Linked DNA regions of Homo sapiens: region 1 is linked to region 2. Evidence: chromatin contacts called from ENCODE Hi-C data. All regions are on one chromosome and are shown on one strand. Each heading gives the region's core, a stretch centred on a gene start or an enhancer-like site at or near the end of the contact. The rest is flanking DNA. Distances are from core to core; before and after follow the strand shown.

Region 1 (4,664 bases), core at 875-3,374, 380 kb after region 2:
CTTTTGGTTCTCATAATGATTATTATATTGGTTTATCCATCAGCACACCTGTCACCCACTAAGTGAGCACTTGCAAGTAGTGCACTGGAAAGAATAATGAACTTGGAGTTAAGTGCTGGATAAACCAAGGGCACAGTCTCCTTCCTCACCCTTGGGCTGTGGGGTTTTAGGGGGTGTAATCATGGCTTCATGTGTTTACTATCAATATCAATAGATAGGAAAGTGTCCCATAAATTGTACTGTGTTGTCATTATTAGGACATTGCATCCATGTTTATGTCTTTGTGGCAGAGAGAGGGACCATAGAAAGCATAACATGCATCCGAGAGATTGTTCAATAATCTGAAACTTCACACTCCCTGGTTTGGGAGTTTCTCCCAGGCCATGCTCCTCTCTGCTCTGTCGTCTTCTTTCCCAGAGGTGAAATAGTGGGCACAGGCAAGCCCAGCATAGGGGAGGGGTGGTGGGCGGTGGGACAGTGAGGAATTCTCCTTTCCCAACAGGCCTGGCTCCTCCCATCCCTCACAGAACCAAGGCCAAGGTGTGCCCTATAGATCAGTTGACCCTTCAGCTACCAAGACTGGCCTCTGAGGTGATACAGAGGCTGCTTGATGGGGTCTCTATAGGCCATAAACAGGGCATCTTGGGAAAGGCCACTTTACATCTCTGGCCCCTAGTCTCGGCCTGGAATGCCCACGCCCCTTAGTCCTTGTTAAGCCATGTACACAATGTGATCTAGACGGGCAGTGCCCCAGACTCCTGTCAGTCATGGCTGGGCAGAGGGCAGGAACCTCCTAGAGACTGGATGGGCTTGGCAGGTACGGGTCAGCTGTGCTGGAGAAAAGATGGAACAGCAGCTACAGAGGGCAAGGGAACGAAGTCACAGCTGTGACCACAGTAAATCTTTCCTACCTCTCTGGGTGGGGCAACTGAGGTCAGAGAGGTTAAGGGACTCACCTGGTGAGTAAGTGGCAGAGCCTGTATTTGAACTCAAGTTGGGTTGGCTTAGCAGCCTCTGCTCTTTGCACTATGCTGCTCTTGTTCAAGGGGGACTCAGAGAAAAGTCTGGGGAGCAGGGAATGCTGAAAGCTAACTGCCTGACTTTGCATGGGGCCAGGGTGCAGTTCTCGGGATCACAAACTCACCCCACACTATGAATTTTTTTTCTGCTTGAGGAGAAAACTCCTGTTCCCCATGGCAAAATTTTGATAGGTTCTGATATCCCAATTTCTAAAAATAAATGAAAAAAAAAAAAAAAAAACCACCCCAAACCAAAAGACAAATCTAAGGTAGAGAGGCTTTCTGGGTCATGGCACATGCCCAAATCAGATTCAGAAAAGGAAGAAAAACGTCCTTTTGAAGGTTAACAATTTAAATTCAACCCAGTGTTTATGGCATGACGATTTCATGCTGGGTTGGCTTTTTTTGGGCACACTTTTTCCTGGAGTGGCACAAAATTAGAAGTTTTCAATCACTGCTAATTCCGTCTCCCTACTTCCCCACCCAAGTTTGTACCTTAAGCATTGAGAGGCATGTTTTGAATGCATGGAAAAGGCTAAACTATAATCATTGGCTGAAGTCTAATCCCTCCTGCAATCCCAATAAATGAAAACTAAATATCAGCAAATGGATGAATTTCAGAGAAACATCTGTGTTCCATTACAGAATCGCTGGCAACAATGGTGTTGACATACTCTGTGTTACCAGTTATTTCCTCTTGGATTTGCCGAGACTGGAGGATTCCTTCTCGTTTCTGAAATGGGGGTGGGGAAAGGGGTTGGGAGGAGAAGAGAAAACTATGCTTTAGAAAAATACAGAAACACTGATGAGCATTCCTGATAATGAGAAAGTTACTGGTGTTTAAGAAATGCACCCAAGATAAGATAATGCTGGAAGTGAAAGGAGGTCCTGATTTTCAGGGACTGGACTGAACCATTAGGACGCAAGTGCAATTAGTGTTTAGTCCAAACAAGTAGGCTGTTTCTTGGATGGTGAATCTTTCCTTTCTTTATTGGAAGACATGCTGCTGGAAGCAAACTGTTTGCCTCCTGGAGTAATCCACAATAAACCAAATGGAAATGAAGGCCAGGGTGTGTCTGCCCTCCAGCTGGGGCCACAGAGGGAAGCTGAGAAACACATTTAACTGGGGGGCTGGGTGGAGGAACTGAGGCCAACTAGGAATTCAGACAAGAGGCAGAGGGTTTTTTTTTTTGGTTTTTTTTTTTTTTTTTTTTTTTAACTGATAAATATGGGAGCTTTTAAATAAGTAGTAAGTCCTCACTCAGGTAACTAGCTTATTCTCTGAGAAAAGGTTAAGCATGTTAGAAACTCGTCCGTCCGTCCGTCCATCCATCCATCCATCCATCTGTCCACACTTCTCCCATCAACTTATCCTCTTTCTTGTTTATTTCATTAATCAGTGCCCTCTATGTACAAGGCCCTGTGCTGGAGTTAGAACAAATACTATGGAGTATATGATATAGTTTCTGCCCTTGAGGAGCTAAAGTCAATCGGGATAGAAGAAGTAGACACCTGAGAATGGTTTCCCCAAAACAGTCCTGGTTTATCCCTGATGTCCCAGCATATTAGTAAGATTCCCTTTCATCTCAAAAGTGTTATGAATAATAGATTACGTGGTCACCCTCGGCAGAAAGTGCTGAATGCAGGCCAGGAGCAAGCACTTTTAGCTAGAATGGTCAGAGAAACCTTCCAAGGGGAGGGGGCCCTGGAGCTGGACACTGAGAAGGGGTTATTTCAATGGGAGGAATGGCCCCAGCCAAGAGGCAGAGGCAGGACGCACAAATGTGTTCCAGAGGCCATCCAGGGGAGGGCAGCTGCCATCAGTCAGGGGGCAGCTCTGAGTGCCAGTTTGGAGGGTTTAAAAAGCACTGTGTGGGCATGGGAGCTGACGAAGGAGGTAATGTTGGGGTGCAGGAAGACTTTCTGATGGGTGTGAGGAGGGAGATTCATTCTACTACGTCCCTCCACCACCAGCACCAGACACCTGGAGGATGCTGTGACATAGCAAGCGATTGACCAAGCAAATGCATCTTCCCCAAGGCTGAGATGAGCGTGAAGAAGGAAGGAGCCTCTGAACTTGGGTGGCTCATCTGAGCCCTGCCTTCTCGAGCCTCCTGCCCAAAGTTCCACAGAACCCAGAGTCCTTGCAAAATACTTTTACAGAAGAAAGGAAGAACTGGATAAGACCAAGAGTCTATCTGGCTTAGATTAAGAATGGACTAATCAAAACAAAAAAGGAGGTAAAAGAAAAAAAAAAATCTATCATTTAAAGAGGACCAGGTGAAGATAAATCAGGACTTCTTTCCACATGCAGTTTCAACACAGGCTGTGTTTTCATGTGGGGTTAATGGAATCTGTGTCCTTGTCCTGCATGGCCATTCATAGACGTAAAACCTCATCTCCAACTTTCTGCAAAATTAAATGCTTCTGCATAGAATGGAAAAGAAATCTGGGTTCAATAACCCCTCACACAGCATCCTGATTCACCTCCACCCATTATTTGTTCCCTAAAGAGTTCTCCCTGTGGTTCAGTCTGTGACTCACCACCAATTCTGAGTCTTGCTTCTGTGCCTGTTCAACTTGATAAAGCAAAAACACCCCATAAAACCTGATGTGCATTAATGCCATTTTATGGAACATGTCCTCTTTTCTCCCTCATGCTAACAAAACAGCCTACAGGAGAAATTAAACTGACAACAGGCTTCTGATGGCCTATAATTGAGCTCAAAATAAGGCAGGAGACACAGGCTTGCAATGACCACTGTTTCAAAATAGAAGCCCCCTCTCTCCTGCTCACATTTTCAGTCATCATTCAGTCTGTAGTAATTCCAGCAGGCAGATTTTATTATTTCTGTTAGAGGGCTGTTTATTCTAGCTGATAAGAAAAGTCTTAAGATGTTCAACAAATTCATGCACAAAGAACTGGACTGGATTTGTCACAAAAGAGAAGATAAAGAAGGGCAATTTACATAAAAGTATTTATCTCCTCTAGTGATAAGAGAGCTATTATAAATGAATATAACAGCAGTATGTTTACTTATGAAAATAATTTTTAAAAATTTCAATGTTAGTGATATGTGGTCACTTTTAAAGTACTCTTTCATGAACTGTTTCAGGAACCATGATTAAAAAAAAACAGACTATATTTTCCAGAGCAGTCTGAGGTTCACAGCAAAATTGAGAGGAAGGTACAGACATTTCCAGAGATTTCCTATATATTCCCTGCCCTGACACATACTTGTCCTCACCCACTTTCAATATCCTACACCAGAATGATACACTTTTAACAACCGATGAGCTTATAATTGATACTGTCACTATCACCCAAAGTCTATAACTGACATTAGGGTTCACTCTTGGTGCTGTCCATTCTATGGATTTTGACAAATGTATAGTGACATGTACCTAAAAATCCTCTGTGCTCCCACCTATGGGGACGATGTCCACCTATTCATCTCTGCCTCCCTAATTGTAGTTTTTAAAAACATAAAGAATTGCATTCACACATCATTGATTGGTAAAAATAACATGACAGAGATGACCTGGACTCACTAGGAAGATGCTTGAACCAGAGTAGTCTGAGTTGGCCACATATCCATAGCAGACATAAAATGCTTAGTGCCATGTTTGAGACAAGTGAAGAGC
Region 2 (4,805 bases), core at 1,379-3,878:
GACCAACTGCCTTTACGAGAAAGAATCATGTTATCTGCAGGATATATTTACAGACCTTCCATGCGGGCTCAACCACAGGCCTGCCAGTCCCCCAGAGGGGAGACCTTGGGCTCCCTCTGACTATGAAGACTGCTAACTCCCACATCCACGTCCAGGAGGTCCAGCCCCTTGGAATAAAGATAAGGGCCAGAACACCAGGCAGCAAAACTCCCTTCCTTCTGGCTGAGGGGCTGCCATCACCAAGCCCAGGTGACCCTTCAGGAACTCTCTCCTGTCCTGGAGCCCAAATCAAATGTCCATCTGTGAATGGAGAACAATCCCTGCCCTTCCCATTTTCCCAGATAGTGGGGTAAGTGTCATTTTCTCATACACTGTGAAATTCAGACAAAGTTCAAATAGTCAACCCTGCCATCTATTAGCCAGGTCCCAGATGAAGTTACTTAAACTCTCTGAGCTTTCCTGTCTCTAATAGGTATTTCAACAAGCTTATTTTGAGAATGAAAGGCAAAAGCATTATCATCAAGTCAGTTCTTAGCAATCCTGCTTCCTCCTCTGTTCCAGGACTCTTCAAATCTTATCAGCATCCTTGGTCTCCAACACCCAGTCATTACCATTTATCCTCCTCTTCTCACAGCTCATTAATCCACAAGGCTTTTTAATTTTATCTCCATAACATCTCTCCCCTCTGCCATTTCCTCAGCCATGGCCCCTGCCCTGGTTTGGTCCTCATCAGCCACCAGCTGGCCAACAGTATAGTTTCCTCCAGCCCCTGCTCTCACCTGATGCAGCCATCGTGTTCCTGAAGCACAAATTAGATCACATCCTCTCTTTAAAAAGCAGGGTGGGGTGGGAGAATACATATTCATATTAGATTGTATATGCACTAAAATCACTACAAAGCCTCATAAGAGAATAGTAGCAGTGGCTACCTACTTAAGGGTAGGATAGGAATGAGAAGGAAGGGACATCTCCCTTCCATTCTCTTATGCTTGGAGATTTTTTGACCACATTAATTTACTACCTTTATGAAAAGTTTAATTGATTTTAAAAACTAATTGAGGCCGTGCATGGTGGTTCACATCTGTAATCCCAGCACTTTGGGAGGCTGAGGCAGGCAAATCATTTGAGGTCAGGAGTTTGAGACCAGCCTGGCCAACATGACAAAACCTTGTCTCTACTAAAAATACAAAAATTAGCCAGGCATGATGGTACATGCCTGTAATCCCAGCTATGTGGGAGGCTGAGGCAGGGGAATTGCTTGAACCCAGGAGGTGGAGGTTGCAGTGAGCCAAGGTTGTGCCACTGTACTCCAGCCTGGGCGACGAAGCAAAACTCCATCTCAAAAGTAATTGAAAAATATTCTGACTCCTGTTAGAATTTCAGTAGAGTCCAAAGCACTTAGTGAGCACATTCTCGCAAGCTTGATCCCTGTCCAGAGCTCTGGCTCAATTTCCTTTCACATTACTGTAAGACATTCAGGTTCAGAAGCATTTGTGGAGTGCTCAGTATGTTCAGGGATATTACTAAATGTAATCATCACAGTAAGCATGGCAGCGATCCTGTTATGTCCACTTAAGACAGACTGGAAACTGAGGCTGAGCTGCGGTAATCTGCCCCAAATCTCAAACAGCTGCTAAGAATTCTAGTATCAGTCACCTCTTTGCTGCCACTAGAGCATGATGAAAGATAGGCTCTAAAGCAGCGGTCCCCTTTTTGGCACCAGAGACTGATTTTGTGGAAGACAATTTTCCATGGGTTGGAATAGGAACTCAGAGGAAACCCAGAGTAACCATCTACCCAATGTGGAAGGCCCTCAGAGGTCTGGCCTTGCTTGGGGAGCTCCTACTTTGCAGGCAGCTGTTTTTAACTTTTGAACTTTGTCTTTATTTCTTCAAAAGTACAGTGACATGGTTAAGAATACAGAGTGGTGGTAAACTTTGGCACAGTCACCGTTTTTGGAGGTAGAGCTTGATAACTTTATTTAACGTTTCTGAGCCACGGTTCCTTTATGTACAGACTGGACATAATGCTCAGCATACTAATACAGAGCTCATAAGTGCTGGTGATGATCATTATTGACATAATATATAAATAAGTTGCTTGGCTGGGCACGGTGGCTCACACCTGTAATCCCAGCACTTTGGGAGGCCGAGGTGGGTGGATCGCTTGAGCCCAGGAGTTCAAGACCAGCTTGGGCAACATAGTAAAACCCCATCTCTACTAAAAATACAGAAATCAGCTGGGTGTGGTGGTGCATGCCTGTAGTCCCAGCAACTTGGTAGGCTGAGATGGGACAATCCCTTGAGCCTGGGAGGTCGAGGCTGCAGTCAGCTGTGATTGTGCCACTACATTCCAGCCTGGGCAATGCAGTGAGACCCTGCCTCAATTAAAAAAATAAAAATAAAAATAAATGAGTTTCATATGTTGAGCAAACGTGTGCCTTCCCTGATCGGGTTTGTTCCTCTACTGTATCATGGAACTTCTCTTCTGCAAGGCAGTGAGTGCTTCCTCAAAATCTAAAGAGAACAATCTCTTTGCCTCTTTCTCCACCCCCAACTCTTCCCTCCTCTGGTTGTGTAACTCCCGCCTGAGTAAATCCTTTCTGTGCTTTCTTCCTGGCTCCTGCTCACTATGGCATCCAGACCACAACAGGCATGAGACACACAGCCTGGTGACCGGGCAGTCTGAGCAGGCAGGGGTTTGCCAGCTGCTGCCCTGGTGGGGGGCTGGAGGAACCCGCCGTGCCCCAGAATTGAGGTGGAGGCATCACTCCAGGCTTTATCAGGAAAACCACTCCCTGTGTACTTTCAGGATTCAGCTGACAGCTCAGCCAGGCCGGGTTTTCATCTGCCTAACTTGGCCTCCAGAAACTGGACCCTGATTTCAGGGAGGCCCCTTTTAAATAGCCCACCCTGGGTGGAGGATATCACACTTAACACTTGAGATCCTTTGATATGCAACACTGAAATCATGTAGAAAGTATATTTCCAACTAAAATAGTCTTTGTTTTTTACACTCTTCCTTCCTTTCTTCACCCTCTGCTGTTTTTCTCTTAGCTTCCAGTAGAGCCAAAGGTAACAGAGGGACTGACTCGCTGGTTCTCCTCCAACATAAACCACCACCAACTTGGGGAAGCTGCCGTCTGGTTTACACATGACACAGAGCCAGCAGGGGGCGATCATCCCCCTAATTATTCTCCCATTAGCTCCTTACGGCCCTGGGCTACAAAAACAGACTACTCATCAGCTACAAATGGACCGTATAGCCTTTTGGTCACTATCTCAGGATGTGGAGTCAACAGACCTGGATCTGAATCCTACTTCCCATGTCAGCTGGCTGTCTAACACTGGGCAAGCTACTTCATAAGGATTACATAAGATAATGCATAGTGTTGGCATACAGAAAATATTTAGTAAATGTTGGCCATCACTATTGCTAGGAGTGGTGGGGTTGTGAGGAAGTCTTCAATGTTGGCAAGGGTGACATATGTGGTGAGCCAACGAGTAAATTTCAGAAAATGCTGGTTCTAAGGCCACTTCAGACTAAGGAGGAGATAAACTAAGGTTCTTCTCTTGGCTTTGGTGGTACCAAAGTATGCAACCATGTCTTTTTTTCAGATGGAGTTTCACTCTTGTCACCCAGGCTGGAGTGCAGTGGCGTGATCTCAGCTCACCGCCACCTCCGCCTTTTGGGTTCAAGCGATTCTCCTGCCTCAGTCTCCCGAGTAGCTGAGATTATAGGTACCCTCCACCATGCCCAGCTAATTTTTGTATTTTTAGTAGAGATAGGGTTTCACCATGTTGGCCAGGCTGGTCTTAAACTTCTGGCCTCAAGTGACCCACCCGCCTTGGCCTCCCAAAGTGCTGGGATTACAGGCGTGAGCCATCACACCCAGCCAGCAATCATGTCTTATCTTGTCTTAAGAGATGCTACAGGCAGGCTGGGGTGCAAAGCTGGCTACTGTAAGGCAGCATCTCTCCAAGCCTCTTCTGTAGAAGGGAATAGAATAACCTACCTCACAGAGCTCAATAAAGATGAAAGAAGTCACTAATGACAAATAGCATGGAACCTGGCTACATAATTTCTTTTTTTGCCAGCACTACCTATAAGTTCTCTTCTCTACTAAAAATATTTTATAACCCCTTGGGTCTAATGAGCCTAAGCCGTTACAAAGAAGTAGGGGGAAACATATGTACATGTCTGTCTGTAACAAACATCTAGAGAATTCAAATGCAAAGTTTAACTTACTTAGGGCCCTTTAATTATTGGTCACTTTGTTCGCTTATCAAATTAATGTGGTTAATGCTGGATGTTATATTTTAAGTACTGTATGCCCAAATTTGTTAAAATGTATCAGCTGAGTTTATCTTAGATGGCCTTAATGTTTCTGTTGTTGGAACAAAACTATAGCAAAATTAAAGTCTGAGAAGTCACAAAAACTCTAAGAGCCAAAGAAACTATCTACATGATACAAATTTTTCAGTGTAACCTTAGCCCTGAAGTACCATTATACCTTGATTGTAATAGCACGTTGTGTTTGTCCAATAAAGCACACAGTATATAACTTGAGAGGCTGGTACTTAAGATACTGTCAAATGCTTTAAATAATTTTATTAATTCTCCATCACTTCAACTGGTCAGCCACCACTTTTTCCCTCTAGCACAAGAACCAACCTTCAGGCCCTCACATGTCCACTAAAATCAAATATAGATCCTATTAACAATCTGCGGCCGGGCACGGTGGTTCACGCCTGTAATCCCAGCACTTTGGGAGGCCGAGGCGGGCAGATCACGAGGTCAGGAGA

Evidence for each region. Hi-C counts contacts between places; a loop is a spot of excess contacts on that map. Pooled maps may share reads with other maps.
Region 1: a map of heart right ventricle shows a loop between it and region 2 (2.3-fold over the local background). The contact joins two enhancer-like sites. A Hi-C loop is called at or near these places in 10 of 168 maps with a recorded cell type or tissue (IMR-90, PC-3, Right ventricle myocardium superior and 3 more) and 10 of 50 pooled maps.

What each region holds. Positions count from the first base shown.
Region 1 is chr11:12,505,672-12,510,335 of GRCh38, reverse strand. PARVA (parvin alpha) reads right to left here. Exons shown (of 13, transcript NM_018222.5): 7 at 1,694-1,752. Among named protein-coding and RNA genes, the nearest start is that of PARVA, 130 kb to the right of the region's middle. Within about 2 kb of position 2,124, at least 6 of the 41 ENCODE cell types and tissues checked have a DNase peak (open chromatin) inside an H3K27ac peak, as active enhancers do; they include heart right ventricle, where a contact is called at or near this core.
Region 2 is chr11:12,887,319-12,892,123 of GRCh38, reverse strand. The region is part of intron 9 of TEAD1 (TEA domain transcription factor 1); the gene reads right to left. Among named protein-coding and RNA genes, the nearest start is that of TEAD1-AS1, 33 kb to the left of the region's middle. RefSeq lists an enhancer at 2,705-3,213. Within about 2 kb of position 2,628, at least 19 of the 41 ENCODE cell types and tissues checked have a DNase peak (open chromatin) inside an H3K27ac peak, as active enhancers do; they include heart right ventricle, where a contact is called at or near this core.